2 separate regions of the Homo sapiens genome follow, and region 2 is linked to region 1. A link is an interaction called in ENCODE POLR2A ChIA-PET data of the cell type or tissue named here. Cell type or tissue: OCI-LY7. All regions are shown on one strand. Each heading gives the region's core, and the rest is flanking DNA. Links, peaks and the distances in the headings are about the cores only. Region 1 has its middle 140 kb from the start of CARMIL1. Region 2 has its middle 3.2 kb from the start of LINC02828.

Evidence for each region. ChIA-PET counts read pairs that join two places held together with the same protein. Peaks named below come from ENCODE experiments on the same cell type or tissue, not always from the same donor. Only the 100,000 strongest peaks of a DNase experiment are listed, where the experiment ranks them.
Region 2: POLR2A ChIA-PET joins it to region 1 with 9 read pairs; 5 of 35 experiments call an interaction of 5 or more read pairs at or near these places.

The regions. Positions count from the first base shown.
Region 1 is chr6:25,136,168-25,141,547 of GRCh38, reverse strand. It overlaps the pseudogene CMAHP and the pseudogene NUP50P2. Among named protein-coding and RNA genes, the nearest start is that of CARMIL1, 140 kb to the left of the region's middle. RefSeq lists enhancers at 2,743-2,862, 2,973-3,202, 3,243-3,292. In OCI-LY7, for the core only: a CTCF peak has its summit at 3,186; DNase peaks (open chromatin) are centred at 2,597 and 3,197; H3K4me3 peaks cover 1,643 bases; H3K27ac peaks cover 968 bases.
Region 2 is chr6:24,736,398-24,741,777 of GRCh38, reverse strand. No RefSeq gene overlaps it. Among named protein-coding and RNA genes, the nearest start is that of LINC02828, 3.2 kb to the left of the region's middle. In OCI-LY7, for the core only: no CTCF peak of the experiment used is centred there; no DNase peak of the experiment used is centred there.

The DNA of each region.
Region 1 (5,380 bases), core at 160-5,159:
TGGCCACATTAATCTTTCTCACAAAAGTTTTAGGTTATCTATAAGTTCTTAGAATGTCAAAGAAGAGAAGAAAAACTGACTAACTTTAAGGGGCGGTGGAAGAAGCAGCAACTTGGCAATAATTCCGCAGCCAACTTCGCGTGTTCAGGCATCCTTTTTCTCCAGTAAAATTTTGTGCAACTCGTCTGCATCCTCGCTGGTTTTTACCCGAATCAACATGGTGACTGGCATGGTGGCATTCTTCTCGTCAATTGGTGGATTTGGAACACAGACGATAAGAACGTTATTCTTCCCTGTTCGCGTACATGGCATATTGGGTGGAATCAGAACATTCAGCAATATGTTGCCTAAATTGGTGTCTGCCCGCACCAAAAGCTGTGTCTTCTGATTTGCTGTAGGTTTTAAATGCAGAGTACCTATGCCTTTCTCTTTAAACTCATTGTCTTTCTTGTAAAACAGTTTACACTTTTTGGAGTAAAAAGCATCTTCTTTTACTTCGGTAACTACTACTTTGGGCGGCTCATCATTCTCTTCTTCATCTCCACCTTTGCATTCACCACTGTCACCTTCCGCTTGGCCCTCCAATGGTTTAGTGGGAAATGGTGAAGAGACTGGTTTACTCTGGGTAGTATCTTTGCCAAATAAACTGGAGTTTCCAGGGGAGAAAGAAAATCCAGTCAGGGGGACAGAGCTTAATGAGCCCAAAACAGAGCTATCAACTTTCTTGTCGAAATTAAATGAGGCACTTGTCGCTCCTAGTGATGATGGGTTCGTTTTCTTTTCAGATGCCACCTCCACCTTCTTGTCAGGTGTATCTTCAGTTTTGTTGCCATGAAACAAAAACGTTGACTCTTGCTGTAATTTTGTTGAGCCAAAAAGGGAAGGAGACTGTGTTTCAGCCGCCACTTTGTTAGATTCACTTTTAGAATTCCTGCCACTGTTCCCGTGTTGCTGTTCAATGTTTGCTAAATATTTCTCATAGTCCTTAAAGATAGGTGTCAGATCACAGAGGGGGTTTGTATTCACGTGCTTCACTATCCAATCCCGCACGGAGCAGTTCAAGGCGGCCAACTGCTTGTGATAGGCATTTCCGACACAAGCTTTACTGGAAGCAAGGCCAGAGGAGGAGGGCTGCTGAGTGTCCCCATTAGTTTTGGGATTTGAAACTTTATCAACCAAGGCGGTAGGGCCATTTGCAGCAAGAGAACCAAAGGCTACCTTGGGCTCTGCCGCTGCCTTTGCACTGGTGAAGGGAGGGGCACTGGTTATGTTGTTTCCATTCGACAGTCCTTCCAAAGGCTTCCCTCCAGCGCCACTACCAAATCCAGGAAAGCGTCCTCCTCCAGAAGGTACCACCAAACCTTTAAAACCTTTAAAGGCTCCTCCAGTGTCAGATTCGAATCCAACATTTCTGCGCTTTGCTTTCTTTATGGCTCTATTCTTCAAGACTTCCTCACTGGCCATGGAGAATGTTCCCACCTCTTAAGCTTCATCTTCTTGATCCCAATTCCTATCTGTCAGTTCCTTCTCGGCATTTCTTTTGGCCGTGTTTTCGAACCTCCTCGGCGGCCGCCGCTGCACTCGCTGGGTCTTGGGTGCGGCGAAACCCAGGGCGCAGCGGCGCAGGGGTCTGGAGCCCGCAGGGGTCGCCGGGCTGAGCGCGCTCGGCCGCTTCCGGTGCTGCGCTGCGGAACTCAGAGGACTTGGTGTTCGGCAAGCCCAGAGACTCAAACACCATGTCCATGGAGGGGGGGTCCTCACGCTGTGTTCAGCAGGGAGGCGAGAGCGCCGGTTCAGCCAGAGACCGCTGGGGGAACCGCGCCGAACACGCTCCGGGCGGCCATTTTGTAACTCGAATCTACCCCCAAAACCAATTCGAAAAAAGGCAATTCATTTTAGTTTTAATGTTTTATAGCAAAACAAGAATTTGCTACAGTTTTATTTTTCTGATTTTGATAGAAGCAAATTCATTGATATCTTTAAAAATACTTTGGGGAAAAGCTAATCATTTAAACAATACACAGAAAAGCATGTATATAGGTGCACATATTTTTTTCTTTTGCCTTCTGCTCCAATGTGACTTTCACGTGGAACTGAGGACAAAAGTGTGGTTGAGTGAACCTGTTCTACATGGTTGTGATATAAGTTGAAATCTAACAGAGAACTTTGGCTATATGAATTCATTCAATGGAACAACAAAAATCTAGAGAGGTTTGCCTTTTAAACTCTTAGACTAATTATTCCAGGAATTGCCTCAGTGCTTATGTTAGCTTGGTGTCAGATATCTGTACTCGTAAGAACAAAGTCAAAAGAGAAGTCATGAAATTTAGAATGGCTTCTTCCTGTCAAATACATTTAGAACATATTTTTGGAATAATTTCAAGTCCATTGGGAACACAATTACTAGGAATTTGGGACAGAGGTGACAATGAGAATCTGCTTTGAGAAAGTAGATCATAATATTACAGAGCTATGCCTTCATCAGTTTAAAATTGGAAGTGGTTTCTCTGTTATTTTCTACCCTGGAGTGTTCTTAAAATTATTTTTATCTCCTTTAAGAAATTTGCAGCGCTTCTAAAAATGAAACTGAAAGTGCCACAAATATGCTTGTGCTCCAAATCAGTTTTAAGTTAACATGCAAAGAGAATTTTGGCTACTTTTTGTTTGGAGTCAAATATAAAACTAAACAACATGTGCCCAGATTTCCTACCATGGATTTGCAAAAGCTATTTTGAAACCTTTCTTGGCAGAAATCATATTCTGTTATGATTCAGTGTTGCACTGTAAACAGAGTGTTTAGAAATTGGGGTTTGAGAAGTGTAACGGCTAGTTTCCTTAAAAGAAAAAAAAGATTCAAATGCTTGGTTTGCGGCTGGAGCTTTTTGTAAATTAATCAAATTGAGTGCAGTGGGAGGGGTGATTCATTAAGTAGAGAGCTAGTGAAGACATATCCTGTGAAAGGCAGTGGGCTAAGTGGTAGGGGGAGAAGGAAGATACAGAGTGCTTTCAAAAGTGCCTAAATGTAAGTCAACAGGGCAGTGTGCCAATTACAGTGTTATAATGTTCTACAGAAGAGGGATGTACACCAAGAATGCCAGCCTGGACCTCTGGTGTGTCTTGGAAGACTTAACCAGGAAGGGGACGATTCGTTTCTATTTGACCCAAGACTGATGCTGCGTGGTGAAGGAGAGGAACTGCGTTCCAGGCAGAGGAAGTCCAGATGCGCAAGAGCAGAGATGGGAGGGACAGCACAGTGGCTTCTCAGAATTGAATATGGTGTTAGACTTCTAAAAGAGCTGTGGTAGAGGGAGAAAACTGTCAAAGGAAATCAGTAACTGTTAAAGGAAAATACCTTAAACGTCCTGTTTTCAGGCTGACTAATGCCTTAGGGGAGCAAATGAGCAACAGAAACGATATGAGCAACTGCTGTTCTTTCAAAATACCCAGGCAGAGGAACCGGCAGACGATGGGCAGGCAAGTAAGAGGGCTATTAGTTCCCTAGAAAAGTGGAGAGGCATATTTAACAAGTAAGAAGTATATTTACATTCATATCAGGGTGGGGAGAAATGCATCCTCAGGTAGCCACTAAACCTGGGTACTTGGAACGCAAGGGGCTTACAAAATATTTTAGGGAAAAGGGGTTTTGAGCTGTCAGTTTGAAATGATTGTCTCTTAAAACCTAACATTATTAACCTTCCCCCTCAAAATGTTTGCCTTTTCATAGCATCGAACAAACAACTGAGATCCTGTTGTGCCTATCACCTGTTGAAGTTGCCAGTCTTAAGGAAGGAATCAATTTCTTTCGCAATAAGAGCACTGGCAAAGACTACGTCTTGTACAAGAATAAGAGCCGACTGAGGGCATGCAAGAATATGTGCAAGCACCAAGGAGGCCTGTTCATAAAAGATATCGAGGATTTAGCCGGAAGGTACCAAGAGTCCTTTGCTTTCTCTCACTGGTGACCTTTCTTGCAATTAGATTTGGCAGGAAATGTGTTCATCTAGAAATTTTAAATGAACCAATAAGCAAATTACTTCCCCTAGAAAATTTTACTCTTGCGTGTTTAGGCCATTTCTCTGATCTAAAAGTTGTATGTTCTATTTAATTTTCCTCTCTCTTATAAGAACTCTAATTTAAAATTTATTCCTGACTTGATAAATAGTAAAACCTCTCTGGGGTATGTGTGTGTGTGTGTGTGTGTGTGTGTGTGTGTGTGTGTGTGTGTGTGTTTGGGTGTGCATAGGTAAAGCACACATTTACCTGGTTTGGTATTCAAAGACCCAAGCCTCCTATGGGTCTCCTTCCTCTCTCTCCCATAAGTGTGTGTGTGTGTGTGTGTGTGCATGCTCCTGTGTGTGTGCATGTGTGTATAGGAGGGCTCTTTTCCAAAGCCTGCTGGACAGCAGATAGAATTTTCCCGGGAGGCTAGTTGTGATTACTAAACAAAAATAGCAGGGCCCCGACTGTTCCTGCCCTGAACAGTGACTCTTCTGACCATTTCCTAGAACTGATATTGTTGCCAACTTCCCTCCCATCCCCTCCCCTCCTCTACTGTCCCTTCCCCTTCTCTCCCTTCTGTATAGATCACCTCTCCCCAGTGCAGCAGCAATACCAGGACAGGATTGTTTTGTTAGTTTTTTTCTCAATGACTGCCAAAGAAATAGCAACATGGCCTGGCAGAGTCAGATAGCGCTCTTGGGCATGTGTTTTGTCAGTCTAATTCTCAACACCAGTAACTCTGTGAGTGTTTACCCCACCTTTCAAGCTTTGCTTTAGCCTAATTTGCCCTATGTGGCTTTAGTCACTTGGTATTAGGCTTTTTTCTTCCACTGTGTTGTCAATCTTATTTCTCAGGTCATTTAGGGGTAGTTTAGTGCTGGTGCATTCAGAATAAGAGCTGAGTAGTTGTCCACGAGTTACCTGTTACCCAAATCTAGAATGCTGTCTAACGTTCACACAGATTTACTTTGCTCTGTACCTAGTATCAAGGCCCAGCCCCTCATGTTATTTGATTTTTAAATGCTAACTAACCACTATGAATCCTGAAGACCTGACACAGGTCTCAGTTAATTTAGAAAGTTTATTTTGCCAAGGTTGAAGACGTGCACCCAGGACACAGCCTCAGGAGGTCCTGACAACATGTGCCCAAGGTGGTCAGAGCACAGTTTGGTTTTATACATTTTAGGGAGATATAAGACATCAATCAACACATGTAAGATGAACATTAGTTCGGTCTGGAAAGGTGCAGGGAGGGGGCTTCCAGGTCATAGGTAGATAAGAGACAAATGGTTGCATTTTTTTTGAGTTTCTAATTAGCCTCTCCACAGAAGGCAATGATATATGCATTTATCTTGGTGAGCAGAGGGATAACTTTGAACAG
Region 2 (5,380 bases), core at 158-5,157, 400 kb after region 1:
TTATTTATTTTAATTTTTTATTTTTTGAGACAGAGTCTCACACTGTAGCCCAGGCTGGAGGGCAGTGGTCAGATATCAGCTCACTGCAACCTCTGCCTCCCAGGCTCAAATGATCCTCCCACCTCAGTCTCCTGAGTAGCTGGGATTACAGGCGTGCACCACCACACCAAGCTAATTTTTTTGTATTTTTAGTAGAGATGGGGTTTTGCCATGTTGGCCAAGCTAGTCTTGAACTCCTGACCTAAAGTAATCTGCCTGCCTTGGCCTGCCAAAGTGCTGGGATTACAGCCATGAGCCACCATGCCTGGCCTTATTTACATATTTATTTTTGAGATGAGGTCTCAGTCTGTCACCCAGACTGGAGTGCAGTGCTGCTGTGATAGATAACTGTAGCCTGAAGCTCCTGGGCTCAAGCAATCCTTCTGCCTCAGCTTCCCAAGTAGCTGGGACTACAGATGCAAGCCACCATGCCCAGATAATTTATGAGTTTTTTGTAGAGATGGCATCTCACTATATTGCCCAGGCTGGTCTTGAACTCCTGGGTTCAGGCAAACCTCCCATGGCTGGGCTCTAGGCTTGGCTTTCCAAAGTGCTGGGGTTATAGGCATGAACCACTATGCCTGGCTGGTGCTGCAATTCAAAATCACCTCCCTTCTCAAACTAGCTCCCTTTCCCACTTTCCTGCCTGTGGTCATGGCATGGTCACTTTCTTAGTCACTGTCTTAGTCTGCTCAGGCTGCCATAACAAAACACCACAGACTGGATAGCTAAAACAACAGAAATTTATTTTCTCACAGTTCTCTGGGTCAGAAGTCCAAGATCAAGATTCTGGCAGGTTTGGTTTCTCCTGAACTCTCTCTCCTTGGCTTGCAGATGGCCATCTTCTTGGTGGGTCCTCACATGGCTTTTATTTTATTTTATTTTTTGCACCAGAGGCAGGGTCTCATTCTGCTGCCTCAGACTCCCGAGCTCAAGCAATGCTCCTGCTTTAGCTTCTCAAGTTGTTGGGATTACAGGCATGCACCACTGTACCCAGCAATGGCCTTTCTTTTGTGCATGTATTTCTGGTTTCTCTCCCTTTTCTTATAAGGACATTAATCATATTGGATTGGAGACCACTCTAATAACTTTTTCACCTCTCTAATAATTTTTTAACCTTAATCATCTCTTTAAAGGTCTTATCTCTAAATACAGGCACATTCTGAAGCATACTAGGGATTAGGATTTCAATATATGAATTTTGGGGAGGCACAATTCAGTCCGTAACAGTTACTCGCACCAAAACTTGGGTGTCCTCTTCACTTACCTCTATCATTTTCTATCCAGATATTTTACTTTCTAGATTTTTTCTATTAAGTGTTTAAATTCATCCTTTTATCACCATTGCCAGTGCCATTTTCAGGCCTTAATCAACTCTAAATTTCCATGCCTGGTCTTTTATAAGGCCCTCTGTAATCTGACCCATCTTGTCTTTTCTTTTAGTATGTTTATCATGTACATTGTAGAAAATATAACACTAAATTTTTGTGTCTGGCTACTTTCACTCAATAAAAAAGCAACAGTCCTCTTCCCTACCCAGACCCATTTCCCAGATGCAGCCTTCATATAGTTGAAAATTCAAAAGGTACCAAAGTCTACACTGTGAAAAATCTCCCTCCCACAGGCAACCAACGTTATTAGTTTATTGTATATCCTGATCTTATAGCTAGTTTGTACCCATGGGTACGTCTACTCATTTTCCCACAAATGGCAGTGTATTAGCCTGTTCTCATACTGTTATGATGAAATATTCACAATTGGGTAATTTATAAAGAAAAAGAGGTTTAATGGACACACAGTTCCATATGGCTGGGGAGGCCTCACAATCATGGCAGAAGGTGAAGGAGGAGCAAAGGTACATCTTAAATGGTGGCAGGCAAGGGCAGGTATGCAGGGGAACTGCCCTTTATAAAACCATCAGATCTTGTGAGATTTATTCACTATCATGAGAACAACATGGAAAAAACCCACCCCCATGATTCAATTACTGCCCACCGGGTCCCTCCCATGACACAAGGGGATTATGGGAGCTACAATTTGAGATGAGATTTGGGTGGGGACACAGCCAAACCATATAAGGCATCATACTGTAGACACTGCTTTACCTATACAAATTGCAATTTTCATTTAATATAACAAAAATAGCAAGCAGTTCTCAAGCACTTTCTATTTTTCTATTAGTATTCTGAATGCTTTGCATGTTTTAACTCATTTAATCCTTGAGATAACCTCCTGGAGTAAGAGCTATTATAATCCCCATTTTACAAATGAGAAAACTGAGACACAAAGCCTAGGATTGGCAGAACTAGATTTGAACCCAGCAGGCAAGCCCTCAGAGCTCAGTACTTAACCATGATAGCATGTTACTATGTCTTAGGGATTGTTCTATATCTGGACATAAAGAATGTTTGCATCCTTTTTAAGCTTTTCTTTTATTGGAGTTGAAACATATGCTCAGGAAGGTGCACAAACCATATGTACAGATGAAGGAATCATTAGAGAGTGAAGATACCTGTATAATCACCACCTAGCTCAAGAAACCAGAACCCCAGAAGCACCCTCTCCTCTCATGTGCTCCTAATTAAAGCTTACAGCGATTATAAAATATAGTCCCCAAATACTACTTTGACACCATTCCTCACATCGAGAAATAATGTCTCTATCTCCTGCCCTTGAATCAAGATTGACAGCTTAACCCATAGAGTACTGCAGAAGTGATACTGTGCCAGTTTTCAGGCCAGGCCTTAAGAAACTGGCAGCTTTCTCTTCCTGTTTCTTGGGATGTTTGCTCTTGGAATCCAGCCACCATGATAAAGAAAAACCATGCAGCTACATGAGAGGACAAGTGTAGGTATTCTGGCCAACAGTCCCTGAGGTCCCAGCAAACAGTCGGCATTAACTGCCAGACATGTAAGTGGGTAAGACTCCCAGTGATTTCACCTCCAAGTCTCAAGTCCCCAACAACACCCGCCCTCACTGCCCCCAGCCTTTGAACTGTCCAAGCTTATGCTGTTGAGGCAGAGATGAGCTGTCCCCTCCAAGCCCTGCCGAAATTGCAGACTTGTTGGCAAAGCACATTGTGGTGGTTGTTCGAAGTTGCTAAGTTCAGAGTGGTTTTTTACTTACCAGTAGATAACTAGGGCACTATTTTCTTTTTCCTCCCAAGGGTAATCACTATCTTGACTTCTGCTACTATAGATTAGATTTGTTTTTCTTCAACCTATATAAATATAGTCTTATATGGTTATATAGTTTGTATTATACAAACTTATATAGTTAGCATTATTTTGTGTCTGGCTACTTTCGCTCAATGTAATGTTTGTGGGATTCATCCATGTTGTTGCATGTAGCTATCATTTATTATTGTAAAACATTTCTTTGTATGCCTATATTATATCACAATTTATTTATCCATTCTACTGTTGATGGACATTTAGGTTAGGTTATGTTTTATTTGGAGCTACTATGAATAATGATGCTTTAAATATTCTTTTTTTTTTTTTTTTTTTTGAGATGGAGTTTCGCTCTTGTTGCCCAGGCTAGAGTGCAATGGCACAATCTCGGCTCACCGCAACCTCCGTCTCCTGGATTCAAGCGATTCTCCTGCCTCAGCCTTCCGAGTAGCTGGGATTACAGGCATGGGCCACCACACCCAGCTAATTTTGTATTTTTAGTAGAGGTAGAGTTTCTCCATGTTGGTCAGGCTGGTCTCGAACTCCCGACCTCAGGTGATTCACCCGCCTTGGCCTCCGAAAGTGCTAGGATGACAGGCATGAGCCACCGCGCCCGGCCTCTTTTTTTTTTTTTTTTAATATATAAAAATGCTTTATTTTACTCTTTCCATCCTGAATAAAAGTTTAGCCAGTTATAGAATTGTGCTTGACATTTGTTAACCTTAGTACTTTGAAGAAATACACACTTCGTCATTCATTGCCTTTTTTCTTCAAACATTTTTCTATTCTCTGGTGGCACTGATTTCTTTCTTCTAATTTGTTAATTTTTAATGTTTATGTATACATAATAATTGTGCTGCCATGAATATTCTTAACTCCTTACAAAGTAAAATGAGATCATTTGTCTCCTTACTCTCTCTCTCATGTATCTTTCCCCCTCCACATTCCAACTTCTGTCAGCTATGTCTTTAGTTTCACATTGTCAAGAGGGACAGCATTTATATTCTGTGCATGACAATATTCAAGGAGTGTATGTTATTTTTATAGATTTGTTCTAAGAGTGTAATGCCAATATATAGGGTTGCATTATTATGACTATGTAAATACTGTTCACTGTAGAACAAAATATTGTGCCAGGAATAATGCCCTCCTGGCAAGTTCCATTATCACAATGCCTGGGCCATTCACAAGAAAGTGTTATTTTTGTTTGTTTGTTTGTTTTGTTTTTGAGACAGGGTCTCACTCTGTTGCCCAGGCTGGAGGGCAGTGGCATGATCTCAGCTCACTGCAACCTCTGCCTCCTGGGTTCATGGAATCCTCCCACCTCAGCCTCCCAAGTAGCTGAGACTACAGGAACATGCCACCATGCCCGGCTAATTTTTGTATTTTTTGGTAGAAACAGGATTTTACCATGTTAGCCAGGCTGGTCTCAAACTCCTGACCTCAAGTGATCCACCCGCCTCAGCTGCCCAAAGTGCTGGGATTACGGGCATGAGCCACTGCACCCCGCCCACAATAAAGTGTTCTTAACATCCATCAAATAGACTGTCTTTTCATTCAGTTGCTCAAAAATCATGCCACATTTTTAGCTTGCTTCATATTTGGACATTTTTTCTCAGCATTTTTAAATTTTTTTTTCTTTTTTTTGAGACAGAGTCTCACTCTCACTCAGACTGGAGTGCAGTGGTGTGATCATGGCTCATTGCAGCCTGGACCTCCTGGGCTCAAGCAATTCTCCCACCTCAGCCTCCGGAGTACCTGGGACTACAGGCATGTGCCACCACACCCGGCTAATTTTTGTAATATTTGTAAACACAAGATCTCACTATGTTGCCCAGGCTGGTCTCAAACTCCTGGGCTCAAGAGACCCACCCACCTGGGCCTCCCAAAATGCTGGGCTTATAGGCAGCCTGTGTTTCTAATTGTTATCTTTCTTTATTTAGAGGTATATTAGTTTCTTAGGGCTGCCGTAACAAATTACTGGAAAGTAGGTGGCTTAAAACAACAGAAATTTATTCTCTCATAGTCCTGGAAGCTGAAAGTCAGCAGAGCCATGCTCTCTTGGAGTTCTAAGGAGGAATCTTTCTTTTCTTTTCTTTTCTTTTCTTTTCTTTCTTTCTTTCTTTCTTTTTCTTTTATTTCTCTCTTTCTTTTTTCTTTTATTTCCC